Regions from separate parts of the Homo sapiens genome. Here region 1 is linked to region 2. Evidence: chromatin contacts called from ENCODE Hi-C or POLR2A ChIA-PET data. All regions are on one chromosome and are shown on one strand. Each heading gives the region's core, a stretch centred on a gene start or an enhancer-like site at or near the end of the contact. The rest is flanking DNA. Distances are from core to core; before and after follow the strand shown.

Region 1 (3,659 bases), core at 10-2,509, 150 kb before region 2:
CTGAGAGCCTTGAAGCTGTAGACTGGCAAGTGAACAGGTACAGGCTGGGACAGCAGTTTCTTTCTTTTTTTCTTTTTTTAGACAGAGTTTCGCTCTTGTTGCCCAGGCTGGAGTGCAATGGCACGACCTCGGCTCACTGCAACCTTCGCCTCCCAGGTTCAAGTGATTCTTCTGCCTCAGCCTCCCAAGTAGCTGGAATTACAGGCATGCACCACCATGCCCGGCTAATTTTTTGTATTTTTAGTAGAGACGGGGTTTCTCCTTGTTGGCCAGGCTGGTCTCGAACTCCCGACTTCAGGTGATCCGCCCACCTCAGCCTCCCAAAGTGCCGGGATTACAGGCATGAGCCACCGCACCCGGCCAAGGGACAGCAGTTTCTAAACTGTCCCTCTCTGATGCAGAGGGGAATTGGGGCTAAATCAGCAATGTGCCTTTTCTGTCTCATATTTGAATGTCTACTCTGCACGAGGCGCTGTCCTGCTTTGCATACAGTGACTCATTTAATGTTTATGTCAGCCCTCTGAGGAAGGTCCTGTCCTATTATTAACTTCACTTATTATGAGGAAACTGAGACTCAGAGAGGGGAGGGAACTTGCCAAAGTCACACAGCTGGCAAGCAGCAGAGCTAGACTTGAACCCAGATCTGCCTGCACTCAAGTAGAAGCTGTTCATTGCTTTGCTCATTTGCCAATTCCACTTTATGCAAAAAAGAGGGGGCAGTGTGGGGGGAAGAGTTAGAATCAGGGTGGCAGGGTGGGCCAGTGCATTAGCCCTGGGCTTCAGATGTACTGGGGTTGAATTCCTGCCTGCCGCTTAGCAGCTAGGGTACCTCAGGTAGACAACTCCTGAAACTCAGCTTCCCCCTCTGTAAAATGGGGTGACAAAACCAAGATCTTGGGGTTCTTGGGGAAACTGACATGCTGATTGGTTTTTGTACAGTGCCTGGCTGGTAACAGCAGGCCCTCAGGGGTGCGTTTCCTTCCTGGGGACTGGAGTGGGGGTTGCAGTAGACTCTGGGAGGCCTCTCCAGCTGCAGAATCTCCCTCCTCCCTCCTCCTTTTTGTCTTCCTGACACAAAACCCACCAGCTGCACTTCTTTGGGCTTGCAGTGGCTTTCAGTTACCAGAGCCACCTGTTAAAACAAAAATGTGCCTAGGAAGAGCCTGCCTTACCCATTTTGACTCACATGGCAGTTGGTGGTGGAGGGGAACAAAGGAGACTGAGTTTCATCGAAGCCTTTTGCTTCGGAGGAGGAAGGGAGGATCAGAGAGAGGAAGTGGTCTGTGTTCACACAGGGAGGCAGGGGAGGCCAGGCAGCTTCCCAATCCTGCATTCAACCTCAGGGTGGGCTTGACCTGGGTGGCTGGGGGCCCTGTGATCCAGGAGAGACTTGTCCACCTGCTCAGGTGTCTTGAAGGGGTCCCTGTGGTACCCCCTGGGGCGGGGCAAGGTAGTAGGACCATGGTCTGGCTGGGGAGGTGGAGAGGAGCAGGCTGTGGGCGCAGAGTGAGGTTGGAATCTGTATTTACCCAAGGTGTTGGGGGTAGGCTTGCCCTCAGCCCTTAATGTTCTCAGGCCCCTGAGCAGTTGTGGGGGATAACCTCTGCACTCCTAGTGACCAGGGAGCTAGAACAGCAAGGAATTTGAACTTGGACACCAGCTGGGGTCAGGCTCTCTGGGTCTGAGTCCTGATTTCCCACTTTCCAGCTAGAGGAGCTTGAATGAGTCATTTAACTTCACGGTGCCTCAGTTTCCCCTCTCTAAAATGAGAATTATACCCATACCCACCTCTCAAACACCAAGTGCAGGCCTGGCTCAGAGCAGGTGCTGCAGCAATAGCTGCCATTGGTCAGCATCATCATCATGGTTGGTAATGGTCCTACTTTGACTTTTGAGACAGAGTCTCACTCTGTCGCCCAGGCTGGAGTGCAGTGGTGCAATCTCGGCTCACTACAACCTCTGCCTCCCGGGTTCAAGTGATTCTTCTGCCTCAGTCTCCCAAGTAGTTGGGATTACAGGTGTGCGCCACCATGCCTGGCTAATTTTTGTGTTTTTAGTAGAGACAGGGTTTCACCATGTTGGCCATAACAATGGCTGTCCTTGAAGTAGTCCTGGGTACCAGGTGACTTCAGTGACTTTTTTTTTTTTTTTTTTTTTGAGCTGGAGTCTTCCTCTGTCACCCAAGCTGGAGTGCAGTGGCACGATTTTGGCTCACTGCAACCTCTGCCTCCTGGGTTCATGCGATCCTCCTGCCTCAGCCTCCCAAGTAGCTGGGACTTGGGATACACTTGCCCCCGCTGGTCCTCCCTTCCACCTCTGTGAAGAGGAGGTCTCAAACTCCTGGCCTCAAGTGATCCACCCACCTCAGCCTCCCAAAGTGCTGGGATTTCAAGAGTGAGCCACCGCACCTGGCCCCTGTTTAGATGTTAGCATCAGTGACCCAGCACCTTGCTATGTGGCATGCAGGGAGCGTGCTGCTAGACCTCCGGGTTTAGAGTCAAATAGCTTCCTGGCTGTGGTATGCATTAGACTTTCTAACTCAAGGTCCTCCCACTCTCTGAGCCTCAGTCTTGTTGCCTTTAAAACGAGTTTAAGTGTGCTGAGTCCCTATGCTGTGGCTCCACAGGAATTTCCCCAGGTGGAAGACACATCTTGCCTTCTGTGAAACCTCTCAGCAGCAGAGCTGTCAGGCCCCGTCAGCAGGAGACACTGTGGGGACTGCTCAGTCCCTTCCACTGTGTACCTCGGAGCTGGCGGAGCCTAGATGAGGCTGAGCATAGAGGGCTTCCTGGAGGAAGTGGAGCTGAAACAGTTTCTCAGCCCAGGGCTGCTCTGTCTCCTGGCCTCACACTAAAAGTCAGTTGAGAGGCCATAGTGGCATAAGTCACTGACCCTGGCACTGCCCAGCTCATCACCAAAAGCAGGGCTAGGGAGGGAGGGGACATTCGATTGGCAGTGGGCACCTGTGGCTCATCTGGGTTCTGGCCACGGTGCTCAGGTTCTGTGAGCTGACCAGGCAGCCCTGGCTCCTCTGCCCCCGTGTGGGTTCTGCCAGGTCCCATGGGGGCAGGTCAGCCCCTTCCTTGTTGCAGGGAGAGCACCCAGCATTGCTGACATGGGACAGGGAAACGAGGAAATAACGGTGTGGTCATTGAACACAGAGAGCACTAGGTGCTGTGCGAGGTGCTGAGGACACGACATGATGACACAGACAAGGTCCCCCCTCTCAGCAAACGGCTCATGAGGGAGACAGACATGTTACATACATGAACCCAAAAAGTCAGACGAAAACAAAACAGAGCGATGTGTTTGGGAGGCAAACCCAACTGCCGGAGGCGAGCAGGGCGTCTACCTCCAAGGTAAACCCAGTCAGATTAGTTGTCCCCAAGGCTCACCAGGGAGAACTAATCTGACTAGGTTTGCCTTGGAGGTAGACGGCCCTGCTCGCCCTCCAGCAGTTGGGAACGTGGAAACATGAGTCAGATCTGGGAGTATCTGTCCCAGGAGTCCAAGACCTGGGTCCTCATGGTAGCTCTGCCACCGACACACTGAGTGACCTTGGGTAAGTGAACCCACCGCCCTGGACCTCTCTGGCACGCATCTCTTGAGAGCAGGGACTTAGTGCATTTCCCGAGGGCCTCCACGGTGCCTGGCACATA
Region 2 (4,148 bases), core at 1,348-3,847:
GAGGTTTCAAGTATTTCACTTGTAACAGGTTCCTACCTGATATGCCAAGAAGCCGAGGCATAGCTACAAGAATCCACAGCAGCAGCATCTCACTGCCTCACTAAACCTGCTGCCCAGTGAGATGAAAAGAAAAACAGCCCCATGAAACAGGAATTTCATCACTATCATCTCCATCCACAAATCACATTGATCCTTCGCATGAAGCAAGCTCCTGTTGACTGTGATGTTTGTTACTAGCATTTTAAGCAAACCATTTCTCTAAGTCAGGAGAGCAGAAGAATGAATTTATTTATTTGACACAGAATATTGCTTTGTCACCCAGGCGGGAGTGCAGTGGCATAGTCTTGGCTTACTGCAACCGCTGCCTCCCAGGTTCAAGCGATTCTCCTGCCTCAGCCTCCCAAGTAGTTGGGATTACAGGCACGCACCACCACACCCAGCTAATTTTTGTACTTTTTAGTAGAGATGGGGTTTCACCATGTTGGCCAGGCTGGTCTCAAACTCCTGACCTCAAATGATCCGCCCCCCCTTCAGCCTCCCAAAGTTCTAGGATTACAGGGCATGAACTACTGCACCTGGCCAAGAGCAGAAGAATTTAGATTTACAAAATTAACAGATCCCAATACAGAGAGGTGTTACCAGAACTGACATCTTTCCTGAACAGTAGGCATGTTTCTGTTCGGTATAGCCACACCTCTCATGGCCACAGGAGATACAGTGTATAGTATATAGTATATAATTGGTTTAGCTAACATTTTACTCCCTAAATTAAAGGAGGCTTCAAAGGAAAACCTTAATTAAATGTTGGCAACTTTAAAATGGTAAAACTTTTTAAAAGTATTATAATCGCCACAGCAATACTCTAGCTTTTGCTACCCAAATGAAAAAAATTCCCAGGATTGATCTGAGGGTCAAATACTATTTAAAGAAATTGCCCACCCAGGGAGAATTCTGAAAGGCTCAATATAAAGGAATTCAGAGAAAAGCCTCTTATTGTCTTATTTCGGGAAAAATGGTGTTTTGTAACCTGATTTTTCAATTTTTATTTTTGAGATGGAGTTTCACTCGTCACCCAGGCTGGAGTGCAATGGCGCGATGTCGGCTCACTGCAACCTCCGCCACCTGGGTTTAAGTGATTCTCCTGCTTCAGCTTCCCAAGTAGCTGGGATTACAGGCACCCACCACCATGCCCAGCCAATTTTTTGTATTTTTAGTAGAGACGGGGTTTCACCATGTTGGCCAGGCTGGTCTCAAACTCCGGACTTCAGGTGATACACCCACCTCAGCCGCTCAAAGTGTTGGGATTACAGGTGTGAGCCACCGCTCCCGGCCTTGTAACCTGACTTACAGACCTCCTAAGATAAGTGACTCCTTGTGAAACCAGGATGAAATATGAAAGATCGAAAGCTACTTTTGCCTTAATTTTTGCAGCAGCAATAGAATAAAAAAGAAAATGCAAGGAAAAAAATTAAAAAATAAAGCGACCTTTGCCAAGAGCAAGTTAGAAATTCAAGACATGAAGCCAGGGTGGCACTTTTGGCTGTTTTTGTAGATTTCATCCAGTCTCTCCCCCATGAAGGCAGAACAGGGGAAGAGGCACAGTTTTCCAGAATTCCATGTTGGGATATGGGGGAAGAAGAGGAAGAAAATTCCCATATTCTGAAATGTATAGATTTGGAAGCTTTTAGGTACCAATTCATTCAGACCTAAATTTACTAAATAAGCCAATTGAGGGGGAAAAAAAAGGAAAAAAACTTCTAAAAAGAGAGAGTACAGTGTCTGTGGCAGTGAAGCCAACTAGATACCAGGAATAAAGTTTGGAGTATAGATCTCTATCATGGAATCACTCAGGGATGTTAAGCCAGCTCATCAAAGGCCACGTAGTAAGGTAAAGGTGGAGCCCGCGTCTCCTAATTTACTGTCCCATTTCCTTCCGACACCACACTATCTTGAATTTAGGGAAAAGTTAATTTCCAAGTGTTTGTGCAATGGGCCAGAACTTCTCCCTGAAGGAACATACTCCCAGTTCTTGAGGTTCATGGGTTTGCCTCACCAGTGCGCTCCCCAGTGCTGAGTAAGGCTCACTGTGCTCCCTGGCTGGTCATTCCCCACCCTGCTGAGACAGCCTGACACAAACATCCTGGTGAAGCCACAAGGAGACCACCTTGATTTTCACGCAGGGAGGTCTTGGTTTCACAGCTTGGTTCAAGTTTCCTGAGGTGTCAAAACTATCTGATACCTCTTCGGAGCCAAAACAAAGCAAGCAGCTCCCGGAGGCAGATAAACTTAGGCTCCAACTCCTTCTAGAAGCTGAGTGAAACCACTCCTTCCTTGTCCAACTGGAAAAACCTAAGAAATAGGCCTCTCCAGGTCCCTTCTGGTCTTTGAGATAATTCTCTAGGAGAGCTGTGGCCATGCCTGCATTAAAACAAATGCGACTGGCCAGGAATGCAGTGTAGAATTGAAACATCAGGGCTGAGTGATTCATTCCTCTTTACCCAGTTTTTGTTTTGTTTTGTTTATCTGTCTTCCCTCTTGGGGAAGCCTCCACCCAGTTCTCCCATCCAGGCCAGTGGGTTCTGAACCCCCTCCTTCCCTCCTTCAGCCATCCCACTTGCCCTGCTTGGGCCTTTTCAGCAGTGTGTGTCACATCATCATCAGATGGAACCAGAAGCAGCCAGGAGTGCTTTTTGGCACTTCCAGCTCAGCCAGTACCGTAGAGGATCCAGGGTTACTATCCATGGTGAAAAGAACTTTCTCTAGAATTGGTATTAATGAGGTTAAGTAACTTAATTTCCACCAACAACTTATCCAGACATTTAAAAAGGCAATAGAGATAAACAGCTTAGTAACAACAGATTGGCCTTCAAATTTCAGAGTATTGTTTTCTCCCTAACTGAGCTGTCTGCTTGACTGGTTAGTCTAATAAATGCACGGAGAAGGTGCACACACAACACAGTACTTTTCACTATTTAACACCATGATCATGTGGAATACATTAGAAAGGAAATAGGTCAAAAACCATCATGTGAACCGTCTAATTTGATGTTTGGGCTAAGGCTAAAATCTTCACAGGGAGGTTCTAAAGTGCTGAAATGCAGAACATTCAGGCTGACTGGTTCACCCACACCAGAGAGAGAAACTCAAGTGGGGCTGGGAGGGCAGGGGGGCCCAGAAGTGACCCAGGAATAACCTGCCCTTGTGTTCATTTCCAGAGACCAAAAAAAAAAAAATTTTTTTTTTTTTTTTTTTTTTTTGAGGCAGAGTCTTGCTCTGTCGCCCAGGCTGGAGTGCAGTGGTGCGATCTTGGCTCACTGCCACTTCTGCCTCCTGGGTTCACGTGATTCTTCTGCCTCAGCCTCCCGAGTAGCTGGGACTACAGGAGCCCGCCACCACGCCCAGCTAATTTTTGTATTTTTAGTAGAGATGGGGTTTCACCATCTTGGCCAGGCGGGTCTCGAACTCCTGACCTTGTGATCCGCACACCTTGGCCTCCCAAAGTGCTGGGATTACAGGCATGAACCACCACGCCCAGCTCAGAGACCAAAATTAAAGAATCTCAAGTAATTAACTACTGTAGCCAGGTTTACAATATAGTACCAGAGTCTCAGGGATGGAAGGAATTCATCATACAAGATCCTGGTCACCTTAACCTGGCCTCACAAAAGCCATCTTTTCAAAATTGAACCATCACTATAAAAAGAAAATTGGTGTCAGTGAGTCCCAGGAATACACATAATAGTTTCTTTAAAGGCAGGGCTAATTGGTGACACATCTCTCTTGGAAAGACACATGTACCACAAACAAAAACAGGATCCAACCACTTGTATCTAGATAGTTATCTTTCTAGGCAGAAAATCTAACATTCAGTAACTAAACCAAATCCCAGAGCCTCAGCAGCCAAAATGGCCCTAGCTGACATTTCATCCAGCCTCATTTTATAGAGGAGAAAGTAGAGGCCCATATCTTGTCCATAGTTGTACACCTGGGATCCAGGCCAGAATTCTTATAGCTACACGGGCCTGGGATCCAGCATTTTAGGTTGAGTAAAATCATTTCCTGCTAGGTCCCTGATTCTATTGAGAACCAGGGCTAAGGCTTTATGGATTTGGGAAAACTTAAGTTTCTATTGCAAACTTCAACCAGTG

The links. Hi-C counts contacts between places; a loop is a spot of excess contacts on that map. ChIA-PET counts read pairs that join two places held with the same protein, here RNA polymerase II (POLR2A). Pooled maps may share reads with other maps.
Region 1: a loop to region 2 is called in a pooled map, with 4 times the contacts of the local background. The contact joins two enhancer-like sites. A Hi-C loop is called at or near these places in 4 of 50 pooled maps. POLR2A ChIA-PET finds 5 or more read pairs at or near these places in 2 of 52 experiments (AG04450 and MCF 10A).

Annotation. Positions count from the first base shown.
Region 1 is chr20:44,643,856-44,647,514 of GRCh38, reverse strand. All of the region lies in intron 1 of ADA (adenosine deaminase), which reads left to right. Among named protein-coding and RNA genes, the nearest start is that of ADA, 6.0 kb to the left of the region's middle. RefSeq lists cis regulatory regions at 206-801, 1,185-1,212, 1,901-2,459, enhancers at 846-1,361, 1,295-1,394, 210-1,463, 2,615-2,694, 3,368-3,659 and a silencer at 1,525-1,604. Within about 2 kb of position 1,259, at least 10 of the 41 ENCODE cell types and tissues checked have a DNase peak (open chromatin) inside an H3K27ac peak, as active enhancers do.
Region 2 is chr20:44,490,185-44,494,332 of GRCh38, reverse strand. It overlaps TTPAL (alpha tocopherol transfer protein like), which reads right to left. Exons shown (of 5, transcript NM_001039199.3): 5 at 1-4,148. Among named protein-coding and RNA genes, the nearest start is that of TTPAL, 16 kb to the right of the region's middle. Within about 2 kb of position 2,597, at least 6 of the 41 ENCODE cell types and tissues checked have a DNase peak (open chromatin) inside an H3K27ac peak, as active enhancers do.